Linked DNA regions of Homo sapiens: region 1 is linked to region 2. A link is a contact called in ENCODE Hi-C or POLR2A ChIA-PET data. All regions are on one chromosome and are shown on one strand. Each heading gives the region's core, a stretch centred on a gene start or an enhancer-like site at or near the end of the contact. The rest is flanking DNA. Distances are from core to core; before and after follow the strand shown. Region 1 holds the start of SUCLA2-AS1 (SUCLA2 antisense RNA 1). Region 2 holds the start of ZC3H13 (zinc finger CCCH-type containing 13).

Region 1 (5,089 bases), core at 247-2,746, 1.9 Mb after region 2:
TTCCATAAGGAGAAATGAAGGCTTTTAAATGAACTTCCAAAAAGATAAAGATTTTGACTAGAATGAAAACGTATTTGTCACTAAATTCCCCATTTTCTAAAAACTAAATAGCACTCTTCTAAGATTCATAAGAAGGAAGTTCAAGGTCAAAAAGTCACTTCTATCGGGAAGCAAACTCACAGAACTCACTACCCCTAGGCTGAAAGTATGAACAACTTCAATAAAAATGAAAAAAAAAAAAAAAGGTAGGGGCGGGAGGGCCCTAAATCAATTCATACTATGACATGTATGAAGAGTTACTTCAGAAAAAAACCCAAAACTCTGGAATTGACTTAGGACACCAATAATGCCCTTCCACAGTTTTTTGTTGTCAAAGTTGGAAGGAAGATGTTTGTTTTCGAAGTTGTGGAGCCAACTCAAGTACACGGCTTTAGAACCAGACACCTCTGGGATTAAATCTCAGCTTTGATCTTACCTCCTATATGACCTAGTCCAAATTACTTGTTCTCTTAACCATAATATGTTCAACAATGATGCAGGTGTTGAATGACTTCCTCACAGTTGCTGAAAAACCTGAGAAACTACACGTAAAGCGCTTAGCACATTACCTGGCACACATCAAATATTCAAAACAAGGCCAGTAACTATTATGCTATAGCCTATCCAGAAATAAGGCTATACAAAAGATTATTTTCTTACCTCTCCAACTGGTTAGGTAGAAAACATAATCTTATTACTGCTATTAACAAGTAGAACAGTATACAACTACTTGGAGGAGAGGGGAAACTTCCCTACCTTGCCCCACAAAAGGCAAGTCAGTAAGCACCGCTGGTCCTCTGACATTCCCACCTATGACAGCTCCCAAGAAACACAAAAGTACTTTTGAAGGGCATTCCCCCCTGCCCAAAAAGGGGCGGCGCAAGTCTCAGCCCACCGTGCCAGACGCCGGAATGGCAGCAGAAAATGTCCTGACCCCCTCACCTCCACTCAGAGCCCACCTGCTCCCGCCCATCTCTTAGAAACTGCAGGAGCAGCCACGGCCGGGCCGCCGGGGATCCTCGCGGACTAAGGGCTGGGTCAGAGCCGCGCAAACATGGGCTCGCTCGTAGTCCTGGCGAGCAGCACTCCCAGGCAAGTCGCCCGAGGGCCTTGCAGGGCACCCAGAAAATGTCACTGCCGGCGAAGTGACCCCGAGCCGGGCCACGGGACCCCTCACACCTCACCCTTTCTCCTGCCGACCCTCGAGACGACAGCGGACTGGAAGGCATTACCTGAGCAGCAGCCCGCTGGGCCGTCCGAGGCCGGTGGTTCCGAAGGGTGGCCACGGCCACTAGCCTGCCGTAGAACATGGAGGCCGCCATTTCTGAGTCGGACCCCGTCCCCTCGGCGCCGCGCGCAGGCGCACAGGCGACAGGCGGCCCAAGGCGCAGCCTCTCTGCAGCGCTCACCTACGCCCCGCCTCGCGCCACCCGTTGGGGGCGGGGCCTCGGGTTAACACTGCAGCCGCTAGACCAGCTCCCTGGCGGGCGCGGAGCAAGCTTTGACCTTTGGAACTGGGCACCGCAGCCCCAATATCTGCCCTGCGGTCAGAGCAACCTGAACACTTCCTAGTGAATTGCAATGTAAAGGTGACCAGCGCCGCCACTTGGGTGATCTTAACTTCTCTCAGCCTCAGTTGCCTCATCTGTAAAATGTGTTTCATTCAAGAAATGATTACCCAGTGTCTACTTCGTGCTAAACAGCCTTGAGCCCTTGGCCTACAGCAATGAATAAAACCATTTGTGATGCTCAAAGAGAAGATGGTCGGTGTAACGCGCTTGTGATGCTCAAAGAGAAGATGGTCGGTGTCATGCGCTTCTGATGCTCAAAGAGATCGGTGTCACGCGCATCCGTGTGAAGACACCGCCAAACAGGGTGTGAGCAATAAGGCTGTTTATTTTAACTGGGTGCAGGCGGGCTGAGTCCGAAAAGAGAGTCAGCAAAGGGAGATAGGGGTGGGGCTGTTTTATAGGATTTGGATGGGTAGCGGAAAATTACAAAGGGGGTTTTTCTCTTACGGGCAGGGGCGGGGGTCACAAGGTGCTCAGTGGGGGAGGTTCTGAGCCAGGAGAAGGAATTTCACAAGGTTAATCACTCAGTTAAGGTGGGGCAGGAACAAATCACAATGGTGGAATGTCATCAGTTAAGGCAGGAACCGGCCAATTTCCCTTCTTTTGTGATTCTTCACTTGCTTCAGGCCATCTGGATGTACACGTGCAGGCTTGGGCTCAGAGGCCTGACAGTCGGCCACTAGTTACCAAAGCTGGTGGCAGGCTGGAGTCTCCAGGGAAGCTATTGATTGATTGATTGACTGATTGACAGGGTCTTGGTCTGTCACCCAGGCTGGAGTGCAGTGACGCGATCACAGCTCACTGCAGCCTCAACCTCCCATGCTCAAGGGATCCTCCCACCTCAGCCTCTGGAGTAGTTTGGGACCACAGATGTGTGTCACCAGGCTTGGTTGATTTTTTTATTTTATTTTTTTAGGGACAGAATCTCTCTATGTTGCCCAGGCTGGTCTCCAACTCGTGGGTTCAAGCGATCCTCCTGCCTCAGTCTCCCAAAGTGCTGGGATGACAGGTGTGGGCAACCACACCCAGCCAAGGATCTGGTTTTTGAAAAGATAAATAAATTTAACAAACCTCCAGCAAGACTGCAAAGAAAAAAGAAAAAGAGAAGACACAAATTACCAATGTGAGGAACATACCAGGGAATATAATTACAGAACCTTCAGACACCAAAAAGGAATGCCATAAATAACACCACATAACATAAATTTGACAACTTTGACAAGATGAGCGAATTCTTCAGAAGGCACAAATTACTACAAATAACCTAATATGAAAAGGTAATTTAAATAGTCCTCTAACTAGAGAAAATTGTAATTGTAATTTTTAAACTAAAAAAAAAAAAAACCTGAGATCTCCAGGCCCAAAAGCTTTCACTGATGAATTCTATAAAATGTTTACACAAGAATTAACACCAATTCCATACAGCCTCTTCCAGAAGATAGAAGAGGAAGGAACAGTTGCCAATGTACTGTATGAAGTTAGAATCACCCCACTACCAAAGCCAGCAAAAGACCGTACAAAAAGAAAAAAATACCAACACTTCTCATGAATATTGATGGAAAAATCCATAGCAAAATATTAGCAAATATAATTCAGAAATATATAAAAAGAATTGTACAATATGACCAAGTGGGATATATTCCAGAGATGTAAGTTTGTTTTAATATTTGAAAATATGTGTAATGCACTATATTAAGTTAGAAAAATCACATGATAATTTCGATCAAAACAAAAAAAGTAGCTGGGCACAATGGTTCATGCCTGTAATCCAAACACTTTGGGAGGCCGAGGTGGGAGGATTGCTTGAACCCAGGAGTTTGAGACCAAACTGGTTGGGCCACATAGCAAGACTTCATTTCTATAAATAATTTTAAAATTAGCCAGTCATGGTGGTGTACACCTGTGGTCCCAGCTACTCCAGAGACTGAGATGGGGGGGAAATCACTTGAGCCCAGGAGGTCCAGGCTGCAGTGAACCGTGATCGTGCCCCTGCACTCCAGCCTGAGTGACATAATGAGACCCCCATTACAAAAAAAAAAAAAAAACAGGCCAGGCATGGTAGCTCACGCCTGTAATCCCAGCACTTTGCGAGGCCGAGGCAGACAGATCATCTGAGGTCAGAAGTTTGAGACTAGCCTGACCAACACAGAGAAACCCCGTCTCTACTAAAAATACACAATTAGCTGGGTGTGGTGGCATGTGCCTGTAATTCCAGCTATTCAGGAGGCTGAGGCAGGAGAATCATTTGAACCAGGGAGGCAGAGGTTGCAGTGAGCCGAGATCGTGCCATTGCACTCCAGCCTGGGCAACAGGAGTGAAACTCCATCTCAAAAAAAAAAAAAACAAAAAAAGCATCTTACAAATTCCAACATTCATTCATGATTAAAAACTCAGATAAACAGGAATAGAGGGGAACTTCCTCATCTTGATAAACCGGATTACAAAAAACTTACGGCTAATATACTTAATGGTGAGAGAAGACTGAATGCTCTTCTCATAAGACTGGGAGCAAGGCAAGGGTGTTCGCTCTCACCACTTTTATTCAATATAGTGCTGGGAGTTCTTGTCAGTGCAATAGACAAGAAAAGCAATTACAAACATATGGAGTGAAAAGAAAGAAAGAAAACTCTCACTATTTACAGATAACATAATTGTTGCTATAGTTTGGATATCTGACCATCCAAACCTCATGGTGAAATCTGATTCTCCAATGTTAGAGGTGGGGCCTGGTGGAAGGTGTTTGGATCACGGAGGCCGATCCCTCATGAAGGGCTTGGTGCTGTCCTCTGGGTAATGAGAAGTTCTCATTGTATTGGCTCCTGTGAGAGTTCTCCCAAGAACTCATTGTTAAAAACAGCCTAGCACCTTCCCTCTTTCTCTCTCTCACTTCTGCTCTCTTCCAGTGTGATCTCTGCACATGCCAGCTCCCATTCACCCTCTGCCATTTGGGGAAGTTTCCTGAGTCCCTCACCAGAAGCAGATGCTGGCTCTAGGCTTTTTGTTTAGCCTGCAGAACCATGAGCCAAATAAACCTTTTTTCTTTATGAATTACCAACCCTCAGGTAATTTATACACAATTTTCACACGCGTCCATGTGAAGAGACCACCAAACTCACTTTGTGTGAGCAATAAAGCTTTTTAATCACCTGGGTGCAGGCGGGCTGAGTCGGAAAAGAGAGTCAGCAAAGGGAAATAGGGGTGGGGCCGTTTTATAGGATTTGGGTAGGTAAAGCAAAATTACAGTCAAAGGGTGTTGTTCTCTGGCAGGCTGGGGTGGGGGTCACAAGGTGCTCAGTGGGGGAGGTTCTGAGCCAGGAGAAGGAATTTCACAAGGTTAATCGCTCAGTTAAGGTGGGGCAGGAACAAATCACAATGGTGGAATGTCATCAGTTAAGGCAGGAACAGGCCATTTTCACTTCTTTTGTGAATCTTCAGTTACTTCAGGCCATCTGGATGAATACGTGCAGACTTGGGCTCAG
Region 2 (4,851 bases), core at 362-2,861:
TTAATAATTTGTAAAGATGTTAAGATACCATCCACTTGCTGGATTTTTAGTATGTTAAATTCATATTACAAATATGAAAATCACATAAGCTTGCAAATCTCAAAATATGCAATGTTCATTTAGAATGACCAGTAATCAGGAAGCCAGTAAGAGGCATACATTTGATAAAACTGAATCCTACCAGATGCACAGAGTGAAAGCCTTAGTTTCAGAGTGCAACTATTTTTAAAGCCGCAATTGTTACAAGCTTGCATCAACTTTGCTAGTCTCTAGTTGAAACTGTCATCTGTTATAATCTAAATAGTTCATTAAGAAAATAAAAATTATTTGAAAATCTATAGATTGTATTCACAAAACGCTCCAATATATTGTACTAAAGCCAGTAATTTCAAATGTTACAGAACTAGACCCCGCTAACTGGCACCATATACCCATAGACTGAACTGCATAAGTATTTATTCTCCAACGGTATCGCGGACTTCGAAAACTTGAGGTGTAAAGATGTTTTCCAAATTTTTAAAACTACTTTAAAAATCCAAAAATCTTAAGAGACTTCATACTCCCATAATTTTCAAAGTAGTTCGAATTACCTGAAAGCCCCATAGTATAACCAAATACCTTAAGACTACCCTTCACAAACAACATCTTACCAACATAATTCAAGTATTATCAACTCTAAATAATTTTCAAACCACATAAATTGCGTTAGCCTATTACAGAGAGATAATGCCGCCAAACAGACTCTCTTCTTTCTATTCCACTTTCCCCCGTTTCTGACAGTTGCCAAAACTACCTACCTAAGGCTTGTGAAGATAAAGTAGCACTCAATTCCCAGGACCTAAATCGTTATCACTGCTGAGGGAAAAAAAAAAAAACAAGACCAATCACAAGTAAGATGTTTTTCTCTAACAGATCTGGAATGAGTATAGAGGAAGATTCTAAATTTAAGCCCAAATTGCTGCACCCTTCCATCGCACACAAATACGAACACCATACAAGGGTTCCCGTGCTTACATCAAATGGTAACGAGGGGTACAGCCTATTGTCTGAGTCTACTTATCGCCCTTAGACAAATGCCAGAATCATAATCAGAGTGAGAAATTACGCCTGAGCACAGGGGGCTATTGCAGAGTTAAGGGTGGGATGCTCAAGGAAAGCTCAAAATCCCAGTGACTCAAGCAAAGACGGGGGGGGGTAACCCGGGCCTCCGCATTACGGGTCCGCTCAATGCCTTCCCCAGATACCCACACCAATTCACAGAACGCTTACTTCCTCCCCAAGCTCCCTTCGCAAGTGCAGTCCGGAGGCACCACCGCCGCCGCCGCTCCGAGGAGCGGGGGAGGCGACTCTGTCCCCGCGCCTGGACCCAGGAGGACGACGACGAGGAGAAAGCGATGCGCGCGCGGCTCCCGGGAACCGGCTCTTGGCTAGCGAGGAGCCCCCGGGATGGCTGAGAAGCAGAACCAACCCGCCCGCCGCCTCTCCAGGGTCAAGCGAAACTGGGTCGCAGGAAGAAAAATAACGAAGAGATTGTAGATTAAGAAAAGGCAACAAAAACACTACCAGGCCGCTAGGAGGACCGCCTCAAAATGCCGCCGGAAGTCAGAGGTTTGCCCTGTTCCTCTGTAGACCCAGGCAGCTTCCGGCCGTCAGATTAGTCGTCAGTGCGCAGACACCACCCTTCGTGGACACGCCCTCTAGGCGTAAGGTTCCATGCGAGCGGTAAGAGTGCGGCGGGACTTGGAAATCGAATCTGTGCTCTGTGAGAGATCCTAGGAAAGGAAACTGGGAGCCCGGGAGAACTAAAATTCCCAATTAAAAGTGAATTTAAGTGAGTTTTCTCTTTTTATTACATAATTCCTTACCATAAACAGCTGTTGTAAATGCGCAAAATGCGGCATTTGTTGACAGTACCTAGAGCCACTCATTCATTCGTTCAACAGTGTTTATTGAGCAGCTGAGCTGGAATGAGAGGCTATGTTTGTCGTTTTTGACACCCCTCCCCTTTCTGGGCCATCGCCTAATTACCGTGGAGCAAACGGAATGCATGGTTGTATTTCTAAAGGCACAAGCAGAAATTTATTGAAAATTTGGAGCAGAAATCTTTAATGTACTTCTGACCACCCTTCCTTTTGTTGAGTAGGATCCAATGATCAGCGTGAGATGATCATTGATTAAACTTGCTTGAGATGGCTAGTCAAACGTCGAAACTTGCTTGAGATGGCTAGTCAAACGTCGAAAATCAAAGAAAAAGTAGGTAACTAGACTTTTACAATTTTTTTTAAAGGGTAAAAAGACATGAACCCTAGTCTGCCTTAATGGCAAAGTAGCACTTATTAGGTTCTCTGACAGAACCAAGGAATAGGAAAATCTTTTATCAAAACTACGGATAAAACTTAAAAATAATTTGATACAATGATTTGGTCTTGCTGGAATCAGTAAATTAAAATACGGAAGCAGAATGATAAAATCAGGGGCATTAAACATTCCTAATGACATGCCAAGCTATTTTAGAGACAGCGGCAAAAGCTTCTCTACAGGTGGGTTTGATGTAACGCTCCGGCAGCAAGAATCCGTATGTGCCCGTATCTCGAAGTTCAATTGTAAACGAATATTTGATGCCCAAATCATAGATCCAATCGTCCCCACCTCCAGGAGCTAGGTCTAAAAGAAGAAGAAAGAAATTGTTGAAATACAGACGTTTCAAATTAATTTACAAACTGGGAATTGTTTGATTTAAATGTTTATTTGTTTGTATACCTTTAGATTTTTTTCAGTTTTTAACTAATATAAACAACTTTACAATGAGTACCCTTGTTTATACATAATTGCTTCTTTGTCTCTTTAGAATATTCTTCCCTAGAATAGATTTGCTAGTCTAAGGCTCTGTACTTTTTGCAATTACGGCATGTTCCCAAATGGACGTCAAAAGAACTGAATTCATTTATACTTCCACAAGCAGGGTATGAATTTGCCCATTTCCCCTTCCCATACCATCAATAGGAATTATGAATTCTGATAATTTTATGGGCGAAAAATAATATCCAACTGTCTTAATTTATGTTTTTTGATTATCAGTGAGTTGCACATTTGTTTGGCATATTTATTGGCTATCTTTATATTTCCTATCAATTGTCCTTCCTCATTTGTCTACTTGGTTCATTTTATCAATTGCTTATAAAAACGACATTAGTGTTATTAGCTTTGTTTGGCATGTAGACCTTTTTTTCTCCTTTCATTCATTTCTCCTTTCACAAGAATTTTTTCTCCTTACTGAGATTTCAACTTGGTTTATGCAGGGTTTTCATATGAAAATATATGCTGTACCTGGAATTTACTTTGGTGAAAGACATGTTAATAATCCAATTAATTTTTTTCTAGGTAACTTGTTAGGTTTTCCAACCGCATTAATTGAATAATCTGACTTTTTTTGGGGGGGTGCTAAATTGAGTCCAGGTTTATGGCAAAGTCTGACCCAAAATTTTAATTTATAATTTTAGCATCTATCTAATACAGTTTGGGAAGCATCTCATGAAAGCTACAATTGCCAGAAGACTTGTTACAGTTTAATGCATGTTAACTAAAATGTGTACATATTTTAGTGTTCATGATAAATACAGTTTCGACCTTTTTTGAGATGGAGTCTCACTCTGTCACCCAGGCTAGAGTGCAGTTGCACAATCTCAGCTCATTGCCACCCCCACCTCCCAGGTTCAAGTAATTCTTATGCATTAGCCAACCAAGTAGCTGGCATTACAGGCGCCTGCCACCATGCCCAGCTAATTTTTGTATTTTTAGTAGAGACAGGGTTTCACCATGTTGGCCAGTCTGGTCTCGAACTCCTGACCTCAAGTGATCCTCCTGCCTCAGCCTCCCAAAGTGCTGGTATTACAGGCATGAGCCACAGCACCTGGCCTCTTTTTGTTTTTTTCTAATCATTAAAAAAAAAAAAAAAAGGAAAAACCTGGATTTGGCCTTCAGGCTGTAGTTTTCTGATGCCTGGTTACAGGTTTATTTTATGCTCCTCTTTTCCCATCTCCCTTCAAACTTCAAAAGGGCAAAATCAGTCTGTCCTCCCACTGTGTGTAGATAGGAGTTACTCACTAAATATCTTTCAGCAAAAATTAATCAAAACTTTTTGTTAAGAGTTTGTCACAAGTTTTGTGTGTGTAATATATATTAAAGACAATCAACTGTAATGTGTTATGAGCTATACTCTTGGGAACAGGCTAACACTAAAAAACACTTGATGCAAATGGCATGCCCTAGATTAGTGTAGTGTACAACCTGCACAACCTTCCATGGTGGCCCTGGGAATCATGCAAAAGTTTTATGAACTTTTCTGCTTCACTCAACTAGTATGATGCCAATTCTGTAATTCCTACTTGATTGTGATAAATATGATTTCTTAAATAGGATTTTGGCTTCTTTTTAGTAACTCATTTATTAATATAGCTTTGTTCAGCATTGTCATAGCTATTATGCTTCTGTTCCTAATTATTACAATTCAGTTGTATTACATGTGACCCTATTTAATTCAGAAAAATTAAATACACAAAGAAAAACAGATCACACAGATTTCTTTAGTAGCTCAAAGTTCTCTAAGATCATAAGAAGAAATACTTACATAAGGTTTCTGAGCCATGGCCATGTGTATACCTGGTATTTTTACTAATTTTCTCAATAGCACGAACTGCTTCACTGGCTACTAGAGACTGGAAGCAACAAGATATAGAATTTCAGTTAATGTGCAGCTTTGAAACATGACAAGTAGAAGTTTCTAAAAAATAATCATACATTAATTGAATCAAAGTATACAGGTAGAAAATCTAGATTCATCTAAAAGGCAAA

Evidence for each region. Hi-C counts contacts between places; a loop is a spot of excess contacts on that map. ChIA-PET counts read pairs that join two places held with the same protein, here RNA polymerase II (POLR2A). Pooled maps may share reads with other maps.
Region 1: a map of B cell shows a loop between it and region 2 (7-fold over the local background). The contact joins the promoter of SUCLA2-AS1 here to the promoter of ZC3H13 in region 2. A Hi-C loop is called at or near these places in 2 of 168 maps with a recorded cell type or tissue (B cell and naive thymus-derived CD4-positive, alpha-beta T cell) and 5 of 50 pooled maps. POLR2A ChIA-PET finds 5 or more read pairs at or near these places in 1 of 52 experiments (HepG2).

What each region holds. Positions count from the first base shown.
Region 1 is chr13:47,999,909-48,004,997 of GRCh38, forward strand. It overlaps SUCLA2-AS1 (SUCLA2 antisense RNA 1), which reads left to right and starts at 1,497. Exons shown (of 2, transcript NR_189308.1): 1 at 1,497-1,914; 2 at 2,527-2,783. It overlaps SUCLA2 (succinate-CoA ligase ADP-forming subunit beta), which reads right to left and starts at 1,365. Exons shown (of 11, transcript NM_003850.3): 1 at 1,272-1,365. The coding sequence starts at 1,361. RefSeq lists enhancers at 1,000-1,049, 1,070-1,119, 1,140-1,329, 1,706-2,905, 3,577-4,174 and 1 more and a silencer at 1,450-1,559.
Region 2 is chr13:46,051,135-46,055,985 of GRCh38, forward strand. It overlaps ZC3H13 (zinc finger CCCH-type containing 13), which reads right to left and starts at 1,612. Exons shown (of 19, transcript NM_001330564.2): 1 at 1,270-1,612. It overlaps CPB2 (carboxypeptidase B2), which reads right to left. Exons shown (of 11, transcript NM_001872.5): 10 at 4,628-4,715; 11 at 2,052-2,664. The coding sequence ends at 2,480. It overlaps CPB2-AS1 (CPB2 antisense RNA 1), which reads left to right and starts at 1,714. Exons shown (of 3, transcript NR_046227.1): 1 at 1,714-1,831. RefSeq lists enhancers at 796-1,332, 1,333-1,868, 1,398-1,567, 1,578-1,777.